5 separate regions of the Homo sapiens genome follow, and regions 1, 3, 4 and 5 are each linked to region 2. The links are chromatin contacts, found by Hi-C or POLR2A ChIA-PET in ENCODE. All regions are on one chromosome and are shown on one strand. Each heading gives the region's core, a stretch centred on a gene start or an enhancer-like site at or near the end of the contact. The rest is flanking DNA. Distances are from core to core; before and after follow the strand shown.

What was found. A loop is a pair of places that touch in the nucleus more often than their neighbours do. ChIA-PET counts read pairs that join two places held with the same protein, here RNA polymerase II (POLR2A). Pooled maps may share reads with other maps.
Region 1: a loop to region 2 is called in a pooled map, with 6 times the contacts of the local background. The contact joins the promoter of ZNF638 here to the promoter of FBXO41 in region 2. A Hi-C loop is called at or near these places in 5 of 50 pooled maps. POLR2A ChIA-PET finds 5 or more read pairs at or near these places in 2 of 52 experiments (AG04450 and GM12878).
Region 3: a loop to region 2 is called in a pooled map, with 7 times the contacts of the local background. The contact joins the promoter of HK2 here to the promoter of FBXO41 in region 2. A Hi-C loop is called at or near these places in 2 of 37 single-sample maps with no recorded cell type and 7 of 50 pooled maps. POLR2A ChIA-PET finds 5 or more read pairs at or near these places in 2 of 52 experiments (GM10248 and activated CD8-positive, alpha-beta memory T cell).
Region 4: a loop to region 2 is called in a pooled map, with 6 times the contacts of the local background. The contact joins the promoter of WDR54 here to the promoter of FBXO41 in region 2. A Hi-C loop is called at or near these places in 4 of 50 pooled maps.
Region 5: a map of OCI-LY7 shows a loop between it and region 2 (9-fold over the local background). The contact joins the promoter of POLE4 here to the promoter of FBXO41 in region 2. A Hi-C loop is called at or near these places in 5 of 168 maps with a recorded cell type or tissue (CD4-positive, alpha-beta T cell, CD8-positive, alpha-beta T cell, OCI-LY7 and 1 more) and 10 of 50 pooled maps.

The regions. Positions count from the first base shown.
Region 1 is chr2:71,330,385-71,333,084 of GRCh38, forward strand. ZNF638 (zinc finger protein 638) reads left to right here and starts at 1,398. Exons shown (of 28, transcript NM_014497.5): 1 at 1,398-1,491. RefSeq lists enhancers at 991-1,678, 1,679-2,364 and a silencer at 1,198-1,407.
Region 2 is chr2:73,283,188-73,285,887 of GRCh38, forward strand. FBXO41 (F-box protein 41) reads right to left here and starts at 1,291. Exons shown (of 13, transcript NM_001371389.2): 1 at 973-1,291. LOC124907840 (a long non-coding RNA gene) reads left to right here and starts at 1,347. Exons shown (of 2, transcript XR_007087013.1): 1 at 1,347-1,395. RefSeq lists silencers at 828-917, 938-1,347, 2,078-2,257, 2,268-2,317.
Region 3 is chr2:74,832,699-74,835,398 of GRCh38, forward strand. HK2 (hexokinase 2) reads left to right here and starts at 1,429. Exons shown (of 18, transcript NM_000189.5): 1 at 1,429-1,945. The coding sequence starts at 1,883. HK2-DT (HK2 divergent transcript) reads right to left here and starts at 1,289. Exons shown (of 1, transcript NR_185897.1): 1 at 1-1,289. RefSeq lists silencers at 921-990, 1,171-1,400, 2,321-2,570 and an enhancer at 2,147-2,700.
Region 4 is chr2:74,420,465-74,423,181 of GRCh38, forward strand. WDR54 (WD repeat domain 54) reads left to right here and starts at 1,266. Exons shown (of 10, transcript NM_032118.4): 1 at 1,266-1,352; 2 at 1,689-1,911; 3 at 2,406-2,468. The coding sequence starts at 1,690. C2orf81 (chromosome 2 open reading frame 81) reads right to left here and starts at 1,155. Exons shown (of 3, transcript NM_001316764.3): 1 at 1,079-1,155. The coding sequence starts at 1,096. RefSeq lists a silencer at 1,086-1,365 and an enhancer at 1,766-1,945.
Region 5 is chr2:74,957,380-74,960,079 of GRCh38, forward strand. POLE4 (DNA polymerase epsilon 4, accessory subunit) reads left to right here and starts at 1,264. Exons shown (of 4, transcript NM_019896.4): 1 at 1,264-1,513; 2 at 1,962-2,046. The coding sequence starts at 1,301. LOC105374809 (a long non-coding RNA gene) reads right to left here and starts at 1,500. Exons shown (of 5, transcript NR_187884.1): 1 at 1,353-1,500. RefSeq lists enhancers at 850-1,350, 1,351-1,851 and silencers at 1,143-1,402, 1,473-1,712.

The DNA of each region.
Region 1 (2,700 bases), core at 148-2,647, 2.0 Mb before region 2:
TTTAAAAAAGGATTATATGGTTTACTTGGAGAAATGTCAGTAATCAGAAAAGCAAATAGCTAATGTGTGAAAAAAGAAAACATTTCCTGTTACATGCAAATAATGTGTTTGTATGAATATAAAGAAATGTATGGAAGGAAACTTATCAAATGTTAACATGGGTTATTTGGTGTTTAGGGGGAGCTTGTTGGCTTTTTCTTTGTTGTTTTTGATTTGTTGTCCCTAGCAGGATTTTTGGTTTGAAATGAAAATCCGATAAGATATCTTTTTAAAACGACTTTTCTTTTTAGTCTTTCAAATGCTTGTTTTAATGTGAATAAAAGAAATGCATTTGCTTGAGTGCTAGGTAAAACCGATGTGTGAGACTCAGGGTGGGTGGTGTGATTTGTGTGGTATGCATACGGCAGGGCTTGTAGCTTTACCAGATTTTGAACAATGACTGGGTTTTCATATTGGTGTAGTACAGCCACCTCGAGAAGATAAAACATTGCATAACACAGTTCTTTAACGTCTGTCATCCCAAGGTTTTCCATGGGTAAAATGGAGATTACAAATATCTACCACACAGATAGGGCTTTTTATTGTGAAATGACAAAAGGATTTTCAGAGTGTTAAAGTTTTAGCTGAATAGCTTTGGTTGAATTCTACTTTACAGTTTTGAGTAGCTATGACACACATCATTGCCATAGGGATCAAAAGGTGCAAGGTGACAGGATAAAAGCAGGCAAAATCTTGACCATACAAAGCATTATATTAACGTGCTAGGCGCGAATATAACCTGTTATAATATAATGTTGTTATTATTATTTGAGATGGAGTCTCACTCTGTTGCCCAGGCTGGAGTGCAGTGGTGCAATCTTCCCTCACTGCAACCTCCGCCTCCCGGGTTCAAGCAATTCACCTGCCTCAGCACCCCCTAGTAGCTGGGACTACAGGCGCGCGCCACCGGCTATTTTTTGTGTTTTTAGTAACGGGGTTTCACCCTGTTGGCCGGGCTGGTCTCGAACTCCTGACCTCAGATGATCCACCCACCTCGGTCTCCCAAAGTGCTGGGATTACAGGCGTGAACCACCGCGCCTGGCCATATAATGTTATTATTGAAGGCACAAATGATCAGGGAAGACTTCATGAAGGAGGTGAGACAATATAGGTCTTAAAAGGATGAGCGGTTTGGAGAGGACAGGCACAGAACCAGCAAAAGAGTGAAGACGGCGCTGGAGTTTTTTTTTTTTTTTGCCGCACGCCTTCGCCGCCACCACGCGGGAGCGCCCCTTCCGGGAGCCCGCTCCGCCCGGCTCTTCTCGGGCTTCGGGCGAGCGCGGTGCCAGCGGTACGCAGGCGCCGGGAGCCTACGAGGGCTCGCAGGAGCTGGGAGGCGCGCATGCGTGCAGCTCTTTGGAGGCGGTAGCGTTTTCGGCGTCGAGACTGGAGGCTGAGTGCTAAACTGTGTGGGGCGCGGATGGGATCCAGCTGTTAGTCGGGTAGGCATAGGTAGGACCGCTGCCCTGTGGGGAGTAGGGGGTTGGAAGGCGGAGGCCGGTATCGTGGGGGTCCTGAGCCCTTCCTGTGAGATCCGGGCCGACTATTGTATCTGTGTCGCAGCGGCTCCGCACAAAATGGCGGCGGGCAGACGGCGGGGGCGGGAGGAGGTTGGGGGACCCCCGGGATGGGAAGGGAAGCTGTGCTGTGCTGCCCTGCTCCGTCGTTTATTCACTTCGCTACCCGGGAGGGCCCGTCCGGGTACTCGTGAAGGACCCTGCCTCGAGAAGAGCTGCCTGACGCCGTTGCACTGGGCCGAGGATCGTGAAGAGCCCTTTGGCGAGGCCGAGGCGGCCCCTTCCCCAGCAGCGCCCGGCCTGCCGAGGCTGCGCTGGGCCTGACAGCCGAGGAAGCGGTGGTGAGGGAATGCCGAGCAGGGAGGAAGCGTTCCCGTCGGGCCCGAAGAGGCGGTGGAGTTTGAGCCGAGCCCTCTGACCAGCGACATTGTGCAAGAAGCGTGGAGAGAAGAGCGTGTTTGTGTTTGGGGTTGGGGAGGGGGTGTCGGGATGAAGGAGGGAATGTTAGGATCCAGCGGCTTTTCCGGGCTGGTGTTCTGTGCTGCGTAGTGCAGGTATGAAACCAAAGAAAATATCACCTCTGTGGGAGACTGAGGACTCATAAATGGTTGTGATACCTAACAGTATTTCCAAATTTCTCAGAGGAATTGTGAAAACAGAACGTTAGTGAATTGTTTTTGTGTGATTCTTAGCTTGGGCCCCGTTCTCTTAAAGGAAGGGGGAATGTATATATCACAGACTGGAATCCTTGAGAACGTTTGAAATAGATCTTTTGTTGTTTGAGGTAATTGTTAATGAGGGATACTTCAGTATTACAAAATCATGGATTGAGCTATAGAGTGAAGGCTACCTGAAGCTAATTTTTCTTAATCTTAAAATTTGTCCTTAGGCGAAGTTTGGGGCCAGGACCAGAAATTGTAGTAGTTTAAAGGAGTCCCGATGAAAAACTTGTCACCAGGATCCAGCGATTTATGTTCAAGTACTTTTTCCAACGAGCTCTGGAATTTTGCACAAAAAATTTTCTGCTTTTTCCCCTCATTTGTTGTAAAGGATTATTTTTTCAGGGATGTTGTGCTTGCTGGTTCAGATTTACAATTAAAAATTGATAACCTGGAGAAAAGGATTGACCAAAAAAAGGTGAATT
Region 2 (2,700 bases), core at 41-2,540:
GGGAGTAAAGGAATGTCCACTGCCTCTATAAATCCCTCTGAGTCCCCCAAGAAGGCTGGGGCTCTGGCTCTCCACACCTGTGGCTGTGGCCCCAACATGTATACCTCCCAGAGTAGTCACTCCAGCCTGGCGAAGACCCTCAGGGGTCAATGCATCCAGTCCTCTGCCTTCTAGCAGCCCTGGCACTGCTTTTTCTGTTCTAAGCCCTGCCTTACTCTCCTGCTCCTGCAAACAGGCATACACCTCCCAAGGTCACACACAGGCTCCAGAACCTGGATCCCATACCCAGAAAACCATCTGGGCCCCTCGCTGCAGAGAGACCTAAGGAGAGAGCAGGCCCACACAGTACTCGCTGGCCGACTGTGGGCAGTGCACACAGGCCCCGTGTCACACACACTCACATGCAAGGCAATGCGGAGGGGCGCACACATTCAGAGACACTGTGAGCACTGTCACCAGTACAGGCACTGGATGTGAAGAGACAGACACATGCGTGCACACACATGCACACCTCCAGACTATCACACGTGCACACCGGCACGCACAGACACCCGCACAGGTGCCCAGCCAGGCCTCAACACCAGGCCCCTCCCCCAGCCCCTCAGAAACCGGTAGGGAGGGTTGGGGTTTCAGGGCGCTTCCCCTCCCCCCTCCCTCTGGCCCCTGTTCTCCAAGGTCCAGAGTCCCAGTGGGGTTCTGGAGCCCGCCCCCGCCCCAAAACCTGGCTCAGGGAGCGACAGGCGAGAGGGGGGAGGGGAAGCCTGGTCTCGAAACGTTCTGATTTTAATTTCTTAAATTAACCCCTTCCCTGCCTCTGGTCTGGCCTGCCCAGAATCCCTCCCCGTTGGGCGGCCTCGCGGGCCTCCGGAGGGCTGTGAAGGAGCCGGAAGGGGAAGAAGGGACAGTGGCTGGGGTCCTCCCTCCTTCCCTCTCCGGGAGCAGTCCCGCAGCGTGCCCGCGACTCGCCCTTACCTCCTCCACCCCGCGGCGAGGCCAGGCCCAGCGGCCCAGGGCTGGGGACGCAGAAGAGCCCCCGCGTGCCCGGTCCAGACGCAGGGCCGCCTTGGGGCCTCGGATCTCGTTCCCCTCCGCAGCCTTGGGTGGCCGCCGCGGCTAGCGCCCCCGCCTCCCTCTCGGGGCGGGGGCGGCCGAACCTCCCAGCCAGTCGCAGCGGGAGGGGCGCACGAACCCGGCGGGAGGAAGGATGGAGGAGGAGGAGGAGGAGGAGGGGGAGGAGGGGGCGCGCGGGCCGAGGAAAGCAAGGGAAGGGGGAGGGAGGCAGCACCGAGGTGGGGCGGAGCCGGCCCCTCCTCCGGGGCGGGCTCTCCAGTGAGCTGGGGAGCGGCAGATGCGCCCAGCAGCGGCTGCGCCGGGACCCCACGTTTTCCGCTCAAGGTGGTTTCGATGGGGGAGGGGTCTTCGGCGCCGCCCTAGGGGTGTAGGGATGGCTCGCGCCGCGCTCCTCCCGGGTCCCAGTCTTCCCGGCTCCCGGCACCGCCCAGTGCATTCCCCGCCCTGGGCACCTCCAGCTGTGGCTTCTGTTGCCCACCTTGAATCAGGGCCTCTCCGCCCTAACCCTAGCACTCTGGCTTGGGCCTGCTTCCACGCGGGGGCAAATCCGGGGGTGGGTGGTTCTGTGAATCCGGAAGGGGGCGGGCGCAGGCGCTACTCCTGAGACATGCGCCACGGTCCCTAAGCGGCCTCATGGGCAGCGCGCCTGGGTCGTGCACTCGGCGACCTCGGGTCAGATGCTTGGTCTCCGCGGAGACCGCCTGGGATGATCCCCTCTGGGCATTCCTAGGGAACCCGCGGAACTGCTGCTGGACCCCATCCGGAGACCCAATTCTGCTCTTAAAGAGCCGCCTAGGAACACGTGTACCCATCACAAATCCCATCCCGGACCTAGAGGAGGAGGAAAAGGCCTCCAGGTCCCTGGTTCCCTCCTACCCACTCCCACCATTTGGCTAAGATAGCAGCCAGGCTTCTTGGGACTGGAGCACCTAGACGGCCCCACCTTTGGCCTAAGGCCTACCAAGCTGGTGAGGCAGAAACAATCTGGCTGTCGTACGCTTGGAGGAAGTCCACAGGGCTGCAGTGGGGCTGAGAAACCACACAGGGTTTGGAGGCAACCAAGGCCAGAGCAGAGCTGAGGCTTGGATGAGAAAAGGGGGAAGTGTTATTTCAGCCTGAGGGTGGTGCTTGGGTAGGGCTGTGCACATGTGCCTTGAGGGGGAAGTGTTATTTCAGCCTGAGGGTGGTGCTTGGGTAGGGCTGTGCACATGTGCCTTGAGGGGCAATCTGGTTGCAGGAGAGCAGAAACCCAACTTAGTCCCAGGATTCCAGTAACTCGGGCTCATGGGAATTCTCTTTGACCCCCATCCCATTCCTGTGAAGGCAGAGGCATTGGGACATTCAGTATCAGGAAGGATAATTTGTAAACTTGTCAGTGGCTTTGGGGGAATGGCAAACTTAATAAGGACAGAGGCTGTACAGTGGCCAATCAGGTTGAATTCCCCCTCTCTCGATCTTCTCTTCCTCTCTGTAGCTCCTGAATTTCTTTCCTCCTCGCGGAGGTCTTCTGAGATTGGACAAATGAGAAATCACTTTTCCTAATACCCAAACGATAACAGCTCCTATTAACCAGGCACCAAGCATCATGCTAATAATTTTTATGCATATCATTTGCTCTTCCTAATATTA
Region 3 (2,700 bases), core at 179-2,678, 1.5 Mb after region 2:
TTTTTCAACAATGAGTATTGATTACTTATATAATAATTTTAAGGCTGTACACATTGCAGACAGCACCCCACTGTTTGAAAAACTCCTCCTCAGTAGAACATGGCAGACCTTCATCTTCCTTCCCTGAACCTTTTCCAACCTTAGGCTTGCCATTCTCCACCAGTGCTAATGTCATGTCTCTTGAAATCTGTATTGAAGTCAGTATTTCATTCTTGCCAGTTTCCACTGTGTGTTTAAATTTGGAGTCTGGTGTCTAGCATTAGCTGGGGTTGGAGCTTCCACTCCTCTCAGCATTGGTAAGCCTCCTCACCCACCCCATCCCATGTCCAAGATCACCCAGTTACACACTTACCATCTACCCAGTTCATTCACATCATCAGTCCCAGAGCTGCAGAGATGCTCTTTTTCTACCTCCTACTTCTCTGGCTCTTAGAGAGGCAGCATGGGATAATGGGGCAAGCGAATAGGGCCTTAAAGTAGAGGGACAAGGGTTCTCTTCCCTATCTGCCACTTATTAGCTATGTGACCTCGTGTAAGTCTCTTTTCTTTTTGAGACAGGGTCTCCCTCTGTCACCTAGGCTGGAGTACAGTGGTATGATCATAGCTCACTGCAGCCTCGAACTCCTGGGCTCAAGCTATCCTTCCACCTTAGCCTTCTGAGCAGCAGGGACTACAGGCACATGCCACCATGTCCGGCTGATTTATTTATTTTTATTTGGGAAGATGGGGGTCTCACTATGTCGCCCAGGCTGGTCATGAACTCCTGGTCTCAAGCAACCCTCCAACCTTGGACTCCCAAAGTGCTGGGATTACAGGTGTGAGCCCTGGCCTTGCCTCAATTTCCTCATCTGTAAAACGGGGTTAGTGAAACTCACATCCTATCAGTGGTTTTGAGGATGGGCCGACTCTTGTATTGCCTGCTCTAGTACAATCAGCAGCTAAGGCGGCTCACTTTCCGGCCGTGCTACAATAGGTAAGAACTAGGATGCTTTAGACGTGTGACTGGGCAGTGGGAGCCCCTCACATGATCCCGAGATGCCAGACAGTGTCTCTCCGCACAGGGCGTGTGCTGGTCCAGAGGCCCGTTTTTCCAGTCGCCCCACACCCCGGGTCCGCGATCACGCTCCCCCCACCCATAGCCGAGCCTGACGCGGCGGTGGCTCATGCGCCTTTCCGTCCCAGCCTTTAGCCACGGACCACACGTCCCATCTCAGGCGCCCCGCCCCTCCCCCGCCCCCCGCCCCCGGCGCGCCTCCCCAGGCTGCCGGCTCCGGTGTCTGAGCGGCCGCGCCCGCGAGCCGTGAGCGATGATTGGCTGCGCCACGGCGGCGGGCGGTCCGTGGGCGCACACACCCTCCCCGCGCAGCCAATGGGCGTGCGCACGTCACTGATCCGGAGGCCCGCGGGCCGGCAGCCCCTCAATAAGCCACATTGTTGCATGAAACTCCGGCGCAGGAGTCCCGGGCTGCCGCTGGCAACATCGTGTCACCCAGCTAAGAAAATCCGCGGGCCCGAGCCACGCGCCTGTGAATCGGAGAGGTCCCACTGCCCGAGTGGAGCCGGGCTGAGATTCTTCTCAAGTTGAGCCTCAGTGATCCTGTGGCCGAAGTTAGCGCCTTGACGTGGGACAACCGGACACGTCGCCAGGAGAGAACTGAGGCGCCTTCTAGCAGTTGTGACGCCAAAATCACGTCTCCGGAGACCCGCGCCCTCCGCCAGCCGGGCGCACCCTCGCCGGTAGCCTTCTTTGTGCGCCGTCCGGACTCCCAGCTCCCGGCCCGGCAGCCGAGCCCCAGCACAAAGCAGTCGGACCGCGCCGCCCGCCTCCCCTCTCGCGTCTCCGCCTCGGTTTCCCAACTCTGCGCCGTCGGGCCGCGGCAGGATGATTGCCTCGCATCTGCTTGCCTACTTCTTCACGGAGCTCAACCATGACCAAGTGCAGAAGGTAAGTCAGCGCGGGCGGGGCGGCAGGCTGGGCTCTGGCAAAGTGGTCTGGCCTCCATCAGTCTCTTCCTCGACCCTGCGGGGACCCGCTTCCTCCCTACTCCGGGCCTGGGAGCGGAAAAAGTTTGGGCAGCCGGGACACTCCTGGGCGCCAGGAGCCACGTCCGCTAAGCACAGCCGGCGAGTGCGCGCGGGCGGGGAGCCGAGGTCGCGCTCCGCCGGGCGCCCTCCCTCCCTGAGCTCCGGCACGCGCTCACGCTCTCTCCCCCAGTCCCTTTTTCCCTGTTACTGGAGGGGCGGGTCACCCCGCAGGTAGTCAGGGATTGCTGCGCCCACGTGGGAGGGAGCCCCCTTCTGCAGCGCGAGTTCCGGCGAGAGCACGTGGAGAGAATCGTGGCTGCGGGAGGCTGCTCCGCTGCCGCGTGGGGCCGCCGGGGGCCGTCCGCGCTCGCGGACCGCGTGTAGGAGACGAGCGGTTCCCTTCTCCTTCCCCGCGGCCCTGCGGGGGTGGGCTCGAGGAGAAGCTGACCCGGGAAGGAGTAGGAAAGGGGCAGAGGAACTCCGCCCGCCGCGCCCCCTCCCCGGAACTGTGGCGCCCGGAACTGAGGCTCGGCGAGGGGCGTCCCCCATTAACCCCCGCCCCTCCAAATCAGCCTCGGGACCGCCCAGCCTCGTGTCCTCAGGATCTGCCTCTGAGTAAGGGGAGGACTTTGGTTGTTACTTTCTGGTTTGCCCTAAAAGTTACTCGGAGAGGCC
Region 4 (2,717 bases), core at 16-2,515, 1.1 Mb after region 2:
TCTCATATCTGTTTCCTAAAATTCATTATCCCCCCAAATCTGCTGTTTCCTAAGTCTTGCAGAACTCAAAATCCCTGAAGTCTCATTAACCCTATCCACCAGTGAGAACAGCCCTGTAGCAAGCACCAGGAGTGGCCCATAGCCCAGGCCAAGCTTGACTAGAGCAGGGCTGACTGGACTGAGTAAAGAGAGTTGTTTCCTTAGACCTCCCCTCCCAGCCTCGCATCTGACACCCGTGATGGTGACCAGAAGGGACAGAGATATTTTTGCACAAAGGCTCTTCAAATCCGTTTTCTTTCTTCTTCTTCTTTTTTTTTTTTTTTTTTTTTTTTTTTTGAGACAGTCTCTCTCTGTCACCCAGGCTAGAGCGCAGTGGCGCGATCTCGGCTCACTGCAACCTCCGCCTCCCGAGTTCAAGCAATTCTCCTGCCTCTGCCTCCCGAGTAGCTGGGATTACAGGCACCGCGCCACCACATCCAGCTAATTTTTTGTATTTTAGTCGAGACGGGGTCTCGCCATGTTGGCCTGGCTGGTCTTGAACTCCTGAGCTCAGGCAATCCTCCCGCCTCAGCCTCTCAAAGTGCTGGGATTACAGGCATGAGCCATTGAGACCGGCCCCGTTTTCTTTATTTTAAAATTGATTGGCTCTTAAACAATTTGACTTTCAAGTGCAGTCTCTGAATTATTTAATATATTTCTTCCTCTTGAAATTCTCGAAATAGATTTTTTCTGTTATCTTCCCTCTCTAAATGCTCATCCATTTAAATACGCACCACCATGTAAGAGACTTACTACATTCATTAGCTGTTTCAAAATCCACTTCCTGTTCTCGGGCTCTACACCACCCACTGACCCTTTCCCTCATGGCTTGAGTGTAACAAAGCGTTTGAGTGGGCACCGTGCAGGTGTAGGTTTTCTGCCCGAGTACCGACGTGGCTTCCTTGGTCATCTAAACTCCCGCGCGGTGGGCGGGAGCAAGTAGGGGCACTGGGCGGCCCAGAGCCAGCCCACTGTTCCCGACACCGACCTTAACGGCCGACCCTGGCTCTGGCGCATCCCCAGCTGAACTGAAGCTCACCGAGCCTTCGTGCGCCATCGCCAACGCGGTCGCAGCAACGCTGGTGTTTCTGCTGCATCCGGGCCGCGTAAGCCACCTAACAGTCGCCTGGGCAACCACGGGCTCGGGGTCGCTCGCCCCGCCCACAGTTGCCCCGGCAACCGCGCCGCCCGCGGCACGTTCCGGCCGCTCACCCCGCCCAAGGGCCGTGCGTACGTGCGTCGTCTCTATGGTGGCGGCGGATTTGGAGGGACCCTACGAACCAGGAGTCAGGCGAGCCGATCTGGGGCTGCAGGTGTTACCTCTGATCTAGGCCGGGGGCTTCAGGGATCCGAGCCGAGGGAGAAAGCCTTGGGGGCTTCATCACACTTATTTGGCTCGCGGGCTTGGGGCCATCGGGTGGTCCTGTGTCATCCCCATTCCTCCTCTGCGATTCCCCCGTCGCCCCAAAACAGCCCTGGGACTCCCCTGTCTTGCTCCTCGAGACCCTCCCCCATCACCGTCCTCTGGGCACCCCATCCTATGACCCAGTCTCAGGCATCTTCCGAAATGCTCGATGATAGCCGCCCTCGGGCATCTCCGCTGCGTCTGTTTGTAGCGCGCCTGGTGATTCGGCTGCACCCCCACACAGGATGTTCCGCTGGGAGCGCTCCATTCCCCTGCGAGGCTCGGCCGCCGCCCTGTGCAACAACCTCAGTGTGCTGCAGCTGCCGGCTCGCAACCTCACGTATTTTGGCGTGGTTCATGGACCAAGCGCCCAGCTTCTCAGCGCTGCTCCTGAGGGTGTGCCCTTGGCCCAGCGCCAGCTCCACGCTAAGGAGGGTGCTGGAGTGAGTCCCCCACTTATCACTCAGGTGAGGCATGGAGCTGGGAGTGATGTTGCTGAACCCAGTCCTACCCCCAGCCTTTTCTCTCCAAACCTTCAGGAGCAGGCATGTCCTAACCTCAGAATCTCCCCAGGCATGTCCTAACCTCAGAATCTCCCCTCTCCTGCCGGGCGCGGTGGCTCACGCCTGTAATCCCAACACTTTGGGAGGCTGAGACGGGCACTTGAGGCCAGGAGTTCGAGACCAGCCTGGCCAACATGGTGAAACCTCTTCTCTACTAAGAATACAAAAAAAATTAACCGGGTGTGGTGGCGTGCACCTGTAATCCCAGCTACTTGGGTGGCTGAGGCAGGAGAATCGCTTGAACCCAGGAGGCTGAGGTTGCAGTGAGCCGAGATGGCGCCACTGCACTCCAGCCTGGGCCACAGAGCAAGACTCCGTCCCCCAAAAAAAAAAAAAAAACAAACAAACTCATCTTCCCTGCTTTGATTTTCTCCCTACACTGATGCACCTCCCTCCAGGTCCACTGGTGTGTCCTCCCCTTCCGAGTGCTGCTGGTACTCACCTCACATCGAGGAATACAGGTAAGAAGAGGACTCTCCTGCTTGCCCCACCAGAGCCTTCTCAGCTTCCCTGCCAGGCTTCCAGACTTTCCCACTTGCCTCTAAACACTTCCAGACTTTTCACATGCTTGGCCCACTCACTCTTTTTCTATTTCTTATCTTCAATCTTTCCATCTTTTCCAGTTTCCAAGTGCCACCTCCAGTATCTGCCCCTTTACTAGCTGTATGTCCTTACACTATTAACTTCTCACTCTCACTGTTGTCCTCTGA
Region 5 (2,700 bases), core at 14-2,513, 1.7 Mb after region 2:
CCACATTCTGCCCTGTGTATGCGACTCAGTAACCACTCTGCACCTCAATTTTTTCAAATAAGGTTTGAAAAAGAAGGTTATAATATTTACCTCAATAGGGTATTGTGAAAATTACAGAAGTTATGATTTACATAAATCTAAAACACTTTGAATCATGCACATAGTAAATGTTTAAAGGTGTTCACTATTATTATGATTGACTTAGATTAAACCTATTTTAAATATTAACTGTTCCTCTACGCTATCAGACCTCCAAGTGTGGTGTGGGGATTCATGGGGGTGGGAATTTTCTGGAGACCCTTTTCAGGAGTCCATGAGGCCAAAATTATTTTCTTAATACTACTATGAGGTTGCCTTTTTCATTCACATTCTCTCAAGATGTAGTAGTTTTTTAAGAGCTACCTGAGAAGTGCTAACGTTAGCAACAGAAGCAGCTAGAGAATCCAGTTCTCACATGAAATCAGACATTAGAGACTTTTCTTACTAGATTTAAAAAAAATTACTTGTCATAAAAATGTTGTTTGTTAGCTGGTAACGCATTAGTAATTTTAAATCAATATTTTAAAACTTTAATTCTAATATAGTAAGTATTGATATAACTGACAGAAACAAAAGCTCCCTGGGCTCTTTAACAATCTTTAAGACCGTAAAGGGATCTTGAGGTCAAATTTGAGAACCAAAGCTGTGATGCAACCTCTTTTTGAACAAACGTGGATGCCTCACCACCACAATTTCATCTTTTCTAGCCTCCATGACTTTTTCTTGTTTCCTCTGGCTGGGCTGAATTTCTTCATTTCTGCCTGCCAAAAGCCCTACCCCTCCTTCAAGAGCATCTATAACTGGTTATCCTTGAATTTGGTCCAGATTTCGCTGCCTCCTTGGCACCCTCTTCCACGATGCTGGGCCCTCCAGGGCCGGGCCTCCCTCGGACACGTGCCCTCGTTAGCCTTGGAATATGCACACTCTGTTTTGACGGAGACTCTCTTGCGAGCCTGGTCTAGATTTCTCCCCTCACCAGCCAGGCACAGGCACCAATGGGAGGTGCCTGGGCTCCACAGGCCCGTCGGGGCCAGAGGGTCGCCGGTAGCGTCAACCAAGTGCACGACAGCCCACGGGTGGCTAGGCGCGTGGGAAGAGCCGGAGCCCGACCCCCGCCCACCCGGTTTCCTGGCAGCGCACTGCCGCGTAGGGGCGGAGCCGCGCGCCTACACAGGGTGTGGCCTCCAGCCCGCGCGGGAAAGGGCCTGCGCCGCATGCGCGCGCACAGTCGGCGGCCGCGCGCAGCACGCTCAAGGCCGGGATGGCGGCGGCGGCGGCGGCAGGAAGCGGGACGCCCCGAGAGGAGGAGGGACCTGCTGGGGAGGCAGCGGCCTCGCAGCCCCAGGCCCCAACGAGTGTGCCTGGGGCTCGTCTCTCGAGGTTGCCTCTGGCGCGAGTGAAGGCCTTGGTGAAGGCAGATCCCGACGTGACGCTAGCGGGACAGGAAGCCATCTTCATTCTGGCACGAGCCGCGGTGCGCCTGCAGCGCGAGGGCATGCGGGAGTGGGGGAGGTGGAGTGTGGGGCGGGGCCTCGGGGCCTCCCGCGGGCGGGGCTTAGGGCGGCGTGGCCCGGGTTTTGAGATGTGGGCGTGGACCCGGAAGGCGGAGGAAAGGGGCCGGGGACCTGTGCGAGTTTTGTTAACACTCCTCCCTCTTGTTGAGGACCTGGATAGTGAGTGACTTTAATTTGTATCTCCAGGGCCTCGTACAGAACTTGTAGGAGTCTTTAGTGAATGAGGGAGAATACTGGGAAGAGGGTAGCGGAATGGATCTTCATGAAGTCCAGGACAATCTTAGCTTCCAGAACATTTTCTTGCCCCGAGCCTTTCTTCTCCCTTTCTGCCCCCACCCACAAACCGGAGCCCTCACCTCCTCAGTGTGTTAGAACCCATTACTAAAACTTTGCTTTTTTACTTCACAGGAACTGTTTGTGGAGACCATTGCAAAAGATGCCTACTGTTGCGCTCAGCAGGGAAAAAGGAAAACCCTTCAGAGGAGAGACTTGGGTAGAGTGGCACTGCAGTGTCTGGGGACAGACAAGGGAGGGCTGGGCTGGTTTCCCCTTGTGCAGGTTGAGAAGACGTCACTCTGATCTGAGAGGTGCCACAGCGTCTCTCCCCAGGATGGTTTCTGTTGGCCACAGTGCCAGGAAGCCCTACCTGTAGAGGCTGTCTGCTTGGGGTGGCGGGGCAGTGTGTGAAGGTGTCTGGGGTTGCCGTAGCGGACTGGATCCCTTCATACCTTCTGCCAAATTGCACCAGAAAAAGATATTTCTTTTTCACCTAGCAACTGGGGATTTGATTTCTGACTCTTGTCTGGCTGGGAACCCTCACCTGGGTAAGATTTCGTATACCGTATTCTCATGCGCCCTGCGTCTATTGCCACGTTCTTCTCTGACAACTTTAAGAGCAAAGCGAATAAATAATTTAGGGGTAATTTAGGAGGCCCCCAACCCCCGCGTTGAATGGTATTTGCCTATGCTTTTCTTAACTCTTCTAGGGAGACAGCTAATATATATAAGAGTTGCTGGTAGAGTAGATATGGATCTCAAGGCAGCAAGGGACGCATCTTATAAATGCCCTCATTTGCCCAAAGCCTCATGCCCTTCACTGCAGATTGTGCTGTTTTCTGACTGAGGTCAGCATGGCTGAAGTTAGTCA